Linked DNA regions of Homo sapiens: region 2 is linked to region 1. The links are chromatin contacts, found by Hi-C or POLR2A ChIA-PET in ENCODE. All regions are on one chromosome and are shown on one strand. Each heading gives the region's core, a stretch centred on a gene start or an enhancer-like site at or near the end of the contact. The rest is flanking DNA. Distances are from core to core; before and after follow the strand shown. Region 1 has its middle 8.4 kb from the start of EXOC6. Region 2 overlaps MYOF (myoferlin).

What was found. A loop is a pair of places that touch in the nucleus more often than their neighbours do. ChIA-PET counts read pairs that join two places held with the same protein, here RNA polymerase II (POLR2A).
Region 2: a loop to region 1 is called in a map of endothelial cell of umbilical vein, with 4 times the contacts of the local background. The contact joins two enhancer-like sites. A Hi-C loop is called at or near these places in 1 of 168 maps with a recorded cell type or tissue (endothelial cell of umbilical vein). POLR2A ChIA-PET finds 5 or more read pairs at or near these places in 3 of 52 experiments (A549, BJ and HEK293T).

Annotation. Positions count from the first base shown.
Region 1 is chr10:92,836,740-92,843,583 of GRCh38, forward strand. It overlaps a transcript of EXOC6 not described here. Among named protein-coding and RNA genes, the nearest start is that of EXOC6, 8.4 kb to the right of the region's middle. Within about 2 kb of position 2,517, at least 9 of the 41 ENCODE cell types and tissues checked have a DNase peak (open chromatin) inside an H3K27ac peak, as active enhancers do; they include endothelial cell of umbilical vein, where a contact is called at or near this core.
Region 2 is chr10:93,461,692-93,468,535 of GRCh38, forward strand. The region is part of intron 1 of MYOF (myoferlin); the gene reads right to left. Among named protein-coding and RNA genes, the nearest start is that of MYOF, 17 kb to the right of the region's middle. Within about 2 kb of position 4,205, at least 35 of the 41 ENCODE cell types and tissues checked have a DNase peak (open chromatin) inside an H3K27ac peak, as active enhancers do; they include endothelial cell of umbilical vein, where a contact is called at or near this core.

The DNA.
Region 1 (6,844 bases), core at 1,267-3,766:
ATATGTACGTGTGTCGCTGATTTTCTACTGTAACTGTGCTTAAGGAACACATCAGCTCATGTGGCCAAATACGAGGGTTGAAAAATAATGACAGGACTCTCATTTCAGTCAAACTAGACTCTGCTATTTGACAATATGCCTCCTGGAGCTTAGGGTTCCTTTCCCCTATTATTCGCTCTTCTTTCTGCCTGCTAAAACCCAATGTATCTTGCAAGGCATAGCTCTAATGCTCTTTCTAGTGCTACTTACCTAGCTGCTAGGTGCTAGGCCTTGTGGAAACTCTATAAAGGTTACTAAGATATAAGTAAGACACAGGCCCTGCCCTCAGGAATCTTTAGCCTGAAATGGTTATAACATAACACACACACACACACACACACACACACACACACACACAAGCCAGAACAAATGCTCTGAATTCTTTGAAGCCTCTCCTATCTAGATGTGAATATTCCATTGTGAATCCCCATCTAGATGTGAATATTCAGTTGTGGAAGCCCCTAAGAATGTGATTCATACGAGCTCATGGGCTAATGGTGACGAAAATACTTACCTTTCTAATAAAAGTGAAAAGAGGCAGTCCAGCAAGAATGTCATCATTTCAGCAAAGAAGAGAAGGAGGAGGAAGTATTTTAAAACGTCAAGCTCTGGCTACATGCAGTGGCTCATGCCTGTAATCCTAGCACTTTGGGAGGCTGAGGTGGGAGATCGCTTGAGGCCAGTTGAAGACCAGCTGAAGCAACATAGTGAGACCCTGTCCCTATAAAACACTTTTTAAAATTAGTTGGTGGCTTGTGCCTGTAGTCTCAGCTACTCGGGAGGCCAAAGGGGGAGGCTCACTTGAGCCCAGGAAGTCAAGACTGCGGCGAGCTGTGATCATGCCACTGCACCCCAGCCTGAGTGACAAGAGTAAGACCCTGTCTCCAAACACAAACCAAAACCAAAACCAAAAGAAAACTATAAGCTATAAGGGTTGAGAGGGTGGAAAAGGAGTTTGGCTGGAGGCAGCTGAAGGCCCTGCCTTGAGGCCCCGGAATGAACAGTGAGAGAAAGGTTAGGATACTGGGACTGGAAATGCAAGAGAGAAACATTCCCAGGGAAAAGCTTACACCTGGGAATTGAGGTAGAGAGAATACTGAAGCGTTTACCTACGTGTTTTTCCCTGTCACAGAAAAAAGGCATTGCTTTGGCAAATATTTTCTGCTGTAAAATCCTGAACTCTGTTAGCTTCCTTTCCCTGCCCACCTTGTTTTGCAGGTAGGCAACCTGAGGTGGCCTATTTGAGGTCAGAGTTCATATCTGGGCCAGGTGGAGTTTGCTCCCCTAAAAAGGTGAGCTCAGAGAGCTCAGTGACTCAGGACTCAAGAGATGGTTTCTACCAGTGTAATTCAAGGGTAACTGAACGGCACTTCTTTTGCAGAGCATTCAAACCTTCCCGCATACTCATTCCCACACATCATCTGGGAAAACAAGTCTCCTCTGTCTCAGACGTCATGAGTGGGTTGTGGCGACCAAGAGTCATTGTCAATGGCCTATAATGCCTTTCACCCCACCAGGCTGTGTTCTTCCCACCTCCTGACTTTATACATGGCTACTCCCAGGACAAGCTTCTTCCAGATGGTCCAGCTCGTTTCCTGCCTGACTTTCCCAATGAGCCCTTGTGTTGGCTCCTTTGGCCCTCTTTTTGAAAGAGTGGACAAGAATCAGATGATTCTGAGGTCTTGCATTTGTTTTCATTTTGTGTGTGAAATGGTGTTTAAGGCCCATAGCATTAAGTTTGAAGGAAAGATAGTTTCAGGAGAGAGCTGAGACTCTATACTTTTCCCAAGGTTTATTTGCATTGCCAATGAAACATCCATTAAAGCCATCTCAGCCAACTATAGAGTTTGAATTGGGGAAGAAAATACCACGGTGGAAAAGTAGAATTTGATGTTAGCCATGCAGATGGCGACTGAACTTAAGAAAAAAGGGAGAAATGTAAAGGAAGGCCTACTGTCAGTGCCTGTGTTGTCCCAGCATGGTTTAGCTTTGGCCATTCAAAATCCCCTACCTAGGCCAGGCACGGTGGCTCACACCTGTAATCCCAGCACTTTGGGAGGCTAAGGCCAGCTCACTTGAGGTCAAGAGTTCAAGACCAGCCTGACCAACATGGCAAAACCTCATCTCTACTGAAAAATACAAAAATTAGCCAGTCGTAGTGGTGCACGTCTGTAGTCCCAGCTACTTGGGAGGCTGAAGCGGGAGAATCACTTGAACCTGGGAGGCGGAGGTTGCTGTAAGCCGAGATCGGGCCACTGCACTCTGGCCCGGGCGACAGAGTGAGACTCCTCTAAAAAAAAAAAAAATCCCCTAGCTTGCAGAATATTGGTAGGCTGAAACTTACGGGCAGGTAAAGTCTGCAACTAGTTTTGCTGCCCTAATCTTTTTGCCCTGGGCATCATTGTTTTCATTGCTTGCAACCACAGGCTAATTTCCACTGGATGTTCTCATTCTGTTTAGGTTTCCTGATTTTCACTGTAGCCTCTCCATCTGGTGTAGATGTGCCTGGCTCCTTGCCAGCTCCTTCCGCTAGGGGGCGTGACTGTCCCTGGGAGACTTAATGGCTGTCCGGGGCCATGTTCGAGGAAACAACATTAGTCCCTGTTTTACTCAGTATTATCAAATTCCTTGCACAAGGATGGTCAATAGGTTTCAAGTAGCATATCGATTCAATGCATTGGGAATGGTTGCCTGAATCTTCATATTGAGGATGATCCTGATAAATTAGTGACGGTAGTATGGTCCTAGGATAGGGTAGTAGCAGTGTTCATAACATTTATTTACCATATTCACACTAGAACTTCCTGCTGTCAGGCATCACCCATCAGACCTGCTCCCCTGGATACTGACTCAGACCTGGATGTAGCCTGGGGCTCGTGATGCCCCTTGGGGTCCTGCAGGTGTGTTGTTAGCCCCTTAGAACAGGTCCTGAGGTCACAATGTCTGAACCGACTTGGGTTCAGAAGTCACAGCATGTTTTGTGGCTGTAGCTGAGCCTGAGATGATAAAATCATGGACACATTGTAGGGTACTGCAAAGTTAGTGGGAGGTAGAAAGGTGGGGGGCTGTGGGGCGGGGGTGGATGTCTAAAGAAGGCCCTGCAGAGGGCTGGGAAAAATAGGAGGAAAAGGGAATTGTACAAGATGACGTACCAGAAGAAATTTTTGTAATTGTTTTATGATAACATAATTGTTTTACACTTGTATTCACAGACTCTCTCAGGCACTTTTCCAAAAGCTGACCATGAAGTTTTATCAGTTTAAGAGCAAACAGGATATCATATTTCTTTGACTTTAATGTTTTTAGGAATAAAGATAACGTGCTTTTAGGAAAGGAAAGAAAACATTAAAAAAAAAAACCCTAAACTGTATATACTATAAAATCTTAGAATGACATACTAAAACAAAAAATAAGTAGTTAAATTTAACTGTGGATGTTCTAGAATGTTCTTGCTATTTATATCTTTATAAATGTAAGATTTGTATTAAATCTTATTTTATCAAGTATATTCATTAAGATCAAAGGTCTAGATTTTAATCTGGACTGAACATTTACTACTTGTATGATTTTGGCCTTAGTTTCTGAAACTATAAAGTGGGGATTATGATAAAACCTATCTCAAATAATTAGTGTCTATAGGGTGCTTAGCATAATAGTTGGCTGGCACAGAGTAAATAATAAATATTAGTGTTGACTATTATTGTCTAGTTTCCATTTGGGATGGATATTCTAGTATGACTTAATAAATACATACTTTAGAGTCCTGAAGTAAACAATCATGCATAACACCTTGAAATTCTGAGCAGGTGTGAAATATTGAGTTATGTAAATTTTTTAAAACTTTTTTTAATTTGACAAATAATAATCGCATATATTTAGAGTGTAGAACTTTTTTTTTTTTTTGAGACAGGGTCTGTCTCTTGTCAGTCAGGCTTGAATACAGTGGCACAGTCTTGGCTCAAGTGGCCTCTTGGGCTCAAGCAATCCACCCATCTCAGCCTCTTGAGTAGCTGGAACCACAGGTGTGTGCCACCATGCCTGGCTAGTTTTTGTATTTTTTGTAGAGACGAGGTTTCGCCATGTTGTCCAGGCTGGTCTTGAACTTCTGAACTCCAGAAATCCGCCTGCCTTGGCCTCCCAAAGTGCTGGGATTACAGGTGTGTGCCACCATACCCAGCCTATTTATAGGGTATAACGTGACGTTTCACTGTCTGTTTACAGTGTAGAATGATTAAATCAAGCTAATTATTATATCTATCACCTTACATACTTTTTGTGGTGAGAACACTTAAAATCTACTTTGAGCAATTTTGAAATACGCAGTATATTATTATTATTAATTATAGCCACCATTCTGTGCAGTAGATCACCAAAGCTTATTTCTCCCGTCCAGCTGAAACTTTGATTAACATCTTTGATTAACATCTTTCCTTTTCCCATCTATGTCTCTCCTCAGCCTCTGGTAACTACCATTCAACTCTCGACTTCTCTGAGTTCAACTTTTTTAGATTCTACATATAAGTGAGATCATGCAGTATTTGCATTTCTGTGCCTGGCTTACAGTAATGTAAATTTTATTTTGGTTGCATTATATGCAGGGGAGAGAGGTGTCAATTTGAAAAATCACATTCACTAATGCTTATATTTTATACTAATGCAATATCATGACCTGATTTAATCTCTAATGAGAATAGTATAGCGTTCTACATAAAAATGGAGTCCAGAGAAATTGTTCAGAAATAAATTTGGGCCTAACTGTGACAGAGGCTTGCTGCATCTGTTGCACCTCCAAAAAGCCTGGAATGTCTTATGAGACTCGGCTATACAGTTACCCAATTTTTGCTGGACATTTAAGTGATATCATTAGCTATGTGATGTTTATTGCAACACTAGATAAAACTTTAAAAACATTTTTATGTTTAGGAGCCAAATATTCCAACCAGGGGGACAGTTTTGCTTATTTAGTGGTTAAGTGAATGGGTTTTGGAACCAGAAGGATATGGGTTCAAATTCTGCCTTTATAATTACTAATAGAGCTGTTGAAAGGATTAGTTGAATTAGGCATGAAATGTATTAATGAAATGTAATGTCTCATAGCAAATGCTCATTCACTCATTCATTTAGTAAATAAATAATAATGGCACATTTACAATGTGACAGGCAGTGGTCTGGGTGCCGTTGATACAGCAAGATCAAGATCTGGAAAGTCCATGCTCACAGGGAGCTTGTATTTTAGTGAAAAGAGCCAGAAATACACCAAAAAAAAAAGTGTTAATAAGTGCTATGAAGAATAAAAACCAGGCCGGGTGCAGTGGCTCACGCCTGGAATCCCACCACTTTGGGAGGCCGAGGCAGGCAGATCATGAGGTTAGGAGTTCGAGACCAGCCTGGCCAACATGGTGAAACCCTGTCTCTACTAAAAATACAAAAATTAGCCGAGTGTGGTGGTGCACGCCTGTAATCCTAGCTACTCAGGAGGCTGAGGCAGGAGAATTGCTTGAACCCGCGAGGTGGAGGTTGCAGTGAGCTGAGATCACACCATTGCACTCCAGCCTGGGCAACAGAGCGAGACTCTGTCTCAGAAAAAAAAAAAAAAAAAAGGGTAAGGAATAGGAAGATTTAGGGATGCTAATATCCCTAGCCAGGGAGTAAATGTCAGCTGTCATCATCATCATCATCATCATCATCATCATCATTTCATTAGCTACATTTCAAATCCTATTTTGCCAAGAGGAGAGAGAAAAATCGGACAAGGGAGAGGAAAGGGAGAAAGGGCAAAGGGCAGTAAAGGAAGGCTAAGCAGGGAAAGAGAGAGGAATAGAGAGTGCATTGAACAGGATGACGAATAAGAAAACCAACAAGGAGAAGGAAGGTAAGAGTAGGGAGCAGGGACAATTGCTTGTCTTATAAACTGGTGGTGGTGGTGGAGTTGGTGGGGTGGGGGGTGTGTTATTTGAAGGAAAGAGAGAATGGAACTCAGAGAAAATGATATTGTTCTTTAACTGCTCAGTGGACTTTAAAATGTTTAGTTTTGAGGGCTTTCAGGACATTTTTCTGAGGGCAGGGTTGGCAACATAATTTGTGGGGCCCAGGGCAAAATGAAAATGTAGATTCCTTTTTCAAAAATTATTAAGAATTACAAGATGGTGATGACAGGGTATTGAACCAAAGGCAACTGCGTAGGTCACACACCATGAGCCAGCCCTGTCTGAGAGCTTAATACATGAACATGGTACACAGCAAACATTTAATAAAAATAGTTGTTGAATGAACAAAACCCGGGGCTAGTTGCTTTTGAACTCCTCTGAGGACTGGCCCGTATTTTAGAAAAAAACTGATTTTATTTGGCTTCAATTTCAAATTTCCTTCTATTGTTCTCCACCGTGGGGTCCAGATCTTTATGGAACAGCCGATTCCTGCACAGGGTTTTACAGCAGGAATCCTCCCAGACCAGCTGGGCTTTGTTTATTCTCTTGCACTTACAGAGTGTGGCCACTTGGGGTCACCACACCAAAAAGGCAGAAGCTGGAGGAGGGCCCCTGCGACGGTGGACATCTGAAACGAGTGGCTAAAAGCCACTGGGAAGGATTAGTTTATCAGAGCCAATGTATAAAGACTGCCTGTACTTTACATTTTGATACAGTTCTATAATTCTATAACAAGAGCTCTAAAACTCTTTAAGAAACATTTGAATGATGTAAAGTTTTGCGAGGATAATGATAGGGTTCCCAGGGGTGAGGAGGGGAATCTTTTTGTAAATGTGTACCCTACCTCTAAAAGCATGCATTTGGCCGGGCGCGGTGGC
Region 2 (6,844 bases), core at 2,955-5,454, 630 kb after region 1:
AAGAGCATAGAACTGGGTAGGGGGCAAACGGGCTTTGTGGGAAGGTTATGGTCTCACTGTGAAGCCTCAAGTACCAGGCTAAGCTTCATTTGGCTGATATAAGTACTTAAAGGAGGAGGGTATTAGAAACTGGATTTTATAACTTCAAAATTTTATAACTCATGAGAAAAACCAAGTGGCCCAACAATTCTCCCAATGCATGTTCCTGAACACATGATTCAATTGTGTGTTGAAAACAAAGGGGAGTGGCTGAGTCCAGGCAGATGCCAGTTGACCACAGACCAGGTGGAGCTATTCAACCAGAACTTCCTGCAGCTCCTGGCACTCATTGTGTGAGGTTGATGCTAATGGCATTACCTCTAGGGGATGCTCACTGCAGGCTGGGCATTGCTAAGCCCCCCACCTTTTTTTTTTTTTGAGTTAGAGTCTCACTGTGTTGCCCAGGCTGGAGTGCAATGGCACGCTCTTTGCTCACTACAATCTCTCTCCTGCCTCAGCCTCCTGAGTAGCTAGGATTACAGGTGTGTGCCACCACACCCAGCTAATTTTTATATTTTTAGTAAAGACAGGGTTTCCCCATGTTGGCCAGGCTAGTCTCGAACTCCTGACCTCAAGTGATCCGCTCACCTCGGCCTCCCAAAGTGCTGGGATTACAGGCGTGAGACACCGTGCCCGGCCTGCTAAGCCCTTTACATGCATCATTTCATTGAATCCTCCTGGCAAGCCTATGACGTAGGCACTGTTTTATTATCCTCAGTTTGCAGAGAAGCAAAGAGAGCCCAGAATGGTTAGGTAACTTGCTCAAGATCACAGGGCTAGGACGAAGCCCTCTAACCAGGTCTAGTATGACTCCTGAGCCCATGCATTTAACCACTGCACCTCCCATTTCCCTAGCTAATAAGGAAAAACTAAGTGGCTGGCATTGGCTCCTACCCTTCTGGAGAAACCCAGCTCAATCTCTTTCAAGAAGGAGGCTCTGATGTTTATCAAAATGTGTATATGTTACATTTTATTGAAAACCTATTCTCACACATAAACACATCAGGCAAAAAAAAAAAAAGTAGATAAATTATTTTTCTTATCAGCAGCCAGTCACATATTTATATTAGTCAATTATTTTATTCTACCTCTGTAAAAATAAAAAAAAAAGGTTAAACCTGCAGGCACTGAACATCAAATTGAATTACAGGAAACTCCCTCCCCTTTCTCCACATTACCTACCCCCCAACCTGGCTCCTGCGTCTAATTTTATTAAGATGACTGTTTCTTCCTATGGAAAGCAATAAAATATTTTCAGCTCAGAACATAACAACTGACTCAAATGCAGAGCACACTCTGAGTGTGCTCAAGGGCTCAAGTCGTTCTTCAGGACATTTCCTGTTTTCCGATTAGCTACGCCTGCCTCTCACTCAGTTCTGCGGAGGTCACCACTGCAGTAATTAACCCCAATGCCAGCCTCCAAACAAGGTTTCCGGGAGAACTGAACAGCTCTCTTAGCCAAACCACCCGCCCTCTTGCGCGGAACCATTTCCTTTGCTGTTCACCTACCAGCCAGTGTGTCAGAACCTTATTGAAAAGGCCTGGCCCAGTGCGGTGCTTATACCTGTAATCCCAACATTTTGGAAGGCCAAGGCCAGAGGATCGCTTGAGTCCAGGAGTTCAAGACCAGCCTGGGCAACATAGTGAGACTTCGTCTCTACAAATTTTTTTTTTTTTTTTTTTTTTTGAGAGGGAGTCTCACTCTGTCGCCCAGGATCTAGTGCAGTGGTGCAATCTTGGCTCATTGCAACATCCGCCTCCTGTGTTCAAGTGATTCTCCTGCCTCAGCCTGCCGAGTAGCTGAGATTACAGGTGCCCACCACCATGCCCGGCTAATTTTTGTATTTTAGTAGAGATGGGGGTTTCACCATTTTGGTCAGGCTGGTCTCAAACTCCTGACCTCAAATGATCCACCCGTCTCGGCCTCCCAAAGTGCTGCAATTACAGGCGTGAGGCACCACACCCGGCCCATCTCTACAAAATATTTAAAAATTAACCAGGCATACTGGCATGCACCAATAGTCCCAGCTACTCAGGAGGCTGAGGTGGGAGGATTGCTTGAGCTTGGGAGGTCAAGGCTGCAGTGGCCACACCCCTGCACTTCATCCTGGGTGTTAGAGCAAGACCCTGTCTCAAAAAAAAAAAAAAAAAAAAAAGGCCTGAAAGACATCAGGACTCCTGAGACTGGCTTGCTACATCTGTGCCGGTGGTCAGCTGCGCTGGTTCATTTTAATGTCAAGTTGGCTAGGCTATGGTGGTGTCTAATTGTTTGGTCAAACATAAGTCCAGATGTTGCTGTCGAGGTATTTTGTAGATGTGATAAACATTTACACTCAGTTGACTTTAAGTAAAGCAAAATTACCCTCTATAATTTAGATGGGCCTCATCCAAACAGTTGAAGGTCTTAAAAGCAAAAACTGGTTTCCTGGAGAAGAAATTCTGCCTCTAGACTCTAACATAGAAACCCTGCCTGAGTTTTCTAAGCTGTGGAATTCAGACTAGAGATTGCAACATCAACTCTTACATGAATTTCCAGCTTGCTGGCCCGCCCTGCAAATTTCAGACTTGCTAGCCCCCACAACTGCATAAGCCAGTTCCTTAAAATCTCTCTTTCTGTCTCTGCACAAACACATGCACACACATCCCATTGCTTCTGCTGCTCTGGAGAATCCTGACTAGTCCAACCAATAACACCAGGTGCCCACGGAAGTAACACGATGGTAACACATTTGAAATGCTTCCAAATACACACCGTCTCACTGATCCTAAAAATCCTGCAGGGAAAAGCACAGATGTCGGCCCAGCCCCTCTGACTGAACTTTCATATCTGTGACTTCTCTTCCTTTGAGCTGTTATCTTAGGAAAATATAAGGCTGAACCCCCAAGCTCAGAGTCCCTCATATATAAACTGATGCATTCAGACGAGATATATAATCTCTAAGTTTTCCCCCAGACTTATGGTACATAACCTTTATGATGTGCCCCCCAAGTCCTGAACGGTTAGATTGCTGTGTCTTTCTGAAATGGCCTCAGGAAAAGTTAGGGTGCTGTCTACAAAAGCTCCCTAAGTAACTCAGCTCTTCGGTAGACAAAATAGAACAACAAGATCTCTAGGTTCAGCCAAGAGTCTACATTTGATCTCCCATTCAGAAGTACTTCTTCCCCTTTTCTAGGTCTCTGGGTCATGCCTCCTTTCTTTTGAGATATATAAAGCCCCATATGAATTCATCTGCCATTTTGCCTAACATTTCACACACCCCTGAACCACACCCATACATGGCTAGCACTTATTATTAAGTGCTCTGAACTGAGTCACTGTTCCCAGTACTTCCCATGGATTCTCTCACTTAATCTTCACAACTCTAACAGATAAATTCTATTATGATCATTCCCAGTTACAGAGGAAGAAACCAAGACACAGAGAGGTTAAGCAACTTATTAGAGGTCATACAGCTAGTAAGTGATGGAGCTGGGATTCAAACCCCGGTCGAAAGAGACAAAAAGCAATTAGTTTCCAAAGTTGGAGGATTAAGACAAGAGGGTGATGCCTTGAAGGCTGAGACTATGTATTATTAATATTGTTATTCCCCCCACAACGCTTACTACATAGTAATTTCTCCATGACGGAGTAAATTGGACTTCATAAGTTCATATAAGTGTGATTACTAGGCGGCTTTAATGATTAAATGAAAGAATGAATACAAAGTGCCCAGCCCAGGGCCTGGCACACAGTAAGCACTAAACAAATGAGAGCTATCAGATGATTTCTTTCTTTTTCTTTTCTTTTTTCTTTCTTTTTTTTCTTTTCTTTTTTTTTTTTTTTGAGATGACTGGAGTGCAGTGGCACAATCTCGGCTCACTGCAACCTCCACCTCCTGGATTCAAGCCATTCACCTGCCTCAGCCTCCCAAGTAGTTGGGACTGTAGGCATGTGCCACCATGCCCATCTACTTTTTGTATGTTGAGTAGAGATGGGGTTTTACCATGTTGGCCAGGCTGGTCTCGAACTCCTGACGTCAGGTGATCCGCCCACCTCCGCCTCCCAAAGTGCTGGGATTACAGGCGTGAGCCACCGCACACAGCTAGATGATTTCTTATTACAGCACCAGGGCAGCCTCCTTGCATCCCCCCAGGGAGTTCCCAGGCTGTGGAGCTCCGGAGGGCAGGGCCCCTGTGACTGGAGGAAGTGCCCTGTGAGGCTGGGACCGCCCTGGTGGAATATTTCTTCCACGTGGCTCCATTCCAGGCTTCTGAGTTTCCCTGGGGCAGCTGGCATGTGAGCAGTGACTGCTCCTCTCTGGCAGGCAGCCTGGCAGCCTCCAGGAGCTGGCTAATTTCTACTATCAACAAGGGGCAGAGAAGTTTCTGAGAAGGGCTGGCAGAAACGCCTCCACCCTGGGGACTTGAGAGACACCTGGGGGAGCACAGGGACACAGGGCCCATCAGGTGGACCCCTCTCCAGGAGTGTCTCTGACTTTGGCTTTCCAACCTTGGCTGCCCTATCGTTCCAGGAAGATGCTGCCAAACAGGTTCTAGGAGAAAGGCATTTTGGGCAAGTGGCAACAGGATACAAAGCGAGGCTGTTTGGGACATTTCTGAAACAGTCACTGATATCACTGATAAACAGAAATGCCCCAGCAAAAAGGCAGGAGGGGTGACTGCTCCCCTCTCCACACCCAGTGCCCCACTGGCCTCTGGGAATGACCTTTCAGATGTACAGGCTCTTGAATCAAACCCACATTTTCCAAGGGAGCTGCAGTGAAGTCCAGTCCATTTGAATGACTCAGCCAGAATCTGCTTCCTAAAAGCTGATGCTGGGGCGTGGTCATGTCCCAGCTCTGCTCACTGCCAGGGCTGCTGGGAAGGGCTCCCAGGAGGGCCAGGCACCTGGCTTGACTGCCTTGGTGTTTGTGTTGTGTGCTGGGCATATTAAACACATTCACGTCTGTTCCCTACAAGGGAGGCTGGGCGCAGTGCTCACACCTGTAATCCCAGCACTTTGGGAGGCCAGAGGTGGGAGATGGCTTGAGTCCAGGAGTTTGAGACCTGCCTGGGAAACATAATGAGACTCCATCTCTACAAAAAATTTAAAAATTAGCCTGGCATGGTGGCTTGCACCTGTGGTCCCAATTACTCACTTAGGAGGCTGAGGTGGGAGGATCACTTGAGCCCTAGAGATCAAGGCTGCAGTGGGCCGTGATCAGGCCACTGCACTCCAGCCTGGGTGACAGAGCAAGACCCTATCTCAAACAAACAAGCAAACAAACAAACAACAACAACAAAAATAGGAGATATGAGTATGCTCATTTTACAGATAAGGAAACTGAGGATCAGGGTTGTTAACTGACTTGCCCGAGATCATAGAGCCAGTAAGTGGCAGAGCTGAGCTTCAGACCCAAGTCAGCCTTGTTTCCAAACCTGTGCTCTTTTTTTTTAAATTTTATTATTATTATACTTTAAGTTTTAGGGTACATGTGCACAATATGCAGGTTTGTTACATATGTATACAAGTGCCATGTTGGTGTGCTGCACCCATTAACTCGTCATTTAACATTAGGTATATCTCCTAATGCTATCCCTCCCCCCTCCCCCGACCCCACAACAGTCGCCAGAGTGTGATGTTCCCCTTCCTGTGTCCATGTGTTCTCATTGTTCAGTTCCCACCTATGAGTGAGAACATGCAGTGTTTGGTTTTTTTGTCCTTGCGATAGTTTGCTGAGAATGATTAAAAAGTCAGGAAACAACAGGTGCTGGAGAGGATGTGGAGAAATAGGAACACTTTTACACTGTTGGTGGGACTGTAAACTAGTTCAACCATTGTGGAAGTCAGTATGGCAATTCCTCAGGGATCTAGAACTAGAAATACCATTTGACCCAGCCATCCCATTACTGGGTATATACCCAAAGGATTATAAATCATGCTGCTATAAAGACACATGCACACGTATGTTTATTGCGGCACTATTCACAATGGCAAAGACTTGGAACCAACCCAAATGTCCAACAACGATAGACTGGATTAAGAAAATGTGGCACATATATGCCATGGAATACTATGCAGCCATAAAAAATGATGAGTTCATGTCCTTTGTAGGGACATGGATGAAACTGGAAACCATCATTCTCAGCAAACCTGTGCTCTTAACTGCCACTGCAGGCAGAGGGTGCCAGGCGACCTGTCACTTTTTCAGACCTTCCAGTGGTGTGAACTTGGTCTACTTACTCCAGCTCTTCATATCTAGACTTCTTCATTAATAAAGATTGGTATCTAATGCCCAGGAATAATTCCTACCAACTATAGGGTTTACCATCTGCCAGGCACTCTTCTAAGGGCTTTGTAAATGTTACCTATTATTATTATGATCCTTATTCAAGGCACAAGAAAGTTAAGTAGCTTGTCCAGGATTACCTGCTAGTAAGAAACAAAGCCAGAATTTGAATATAGGTCTTCTGGCTCTGGAGCCACTCAACCTCTCTGGCTTCTGACTAGTATATTTCACATAATTTGCTAGAGAATGAATTAAGTCTCAAGTACTCAGCAAATACATTTCAAACCCAGCTGAGGAGGTAGGGCCTACAGTGCCTCTTAAGTCCCGAGTGTCCTCTAAAAAGGGGATACAAAAGCCCACCTGGTAGAATTGCAGCAAGGATCAAATGAGAAAGCATACCCATGCCCAAGACACAGGGGACATTACCAGGTGTTGGAATCAGAACTATCAACTGCTTCCTTCAGGCAAGCTTTGGGAGGATCCAGTCCTCTGTCCTTCCTCGCTCCAAGAGATGGTATCAAGAGAAAATAAAATAG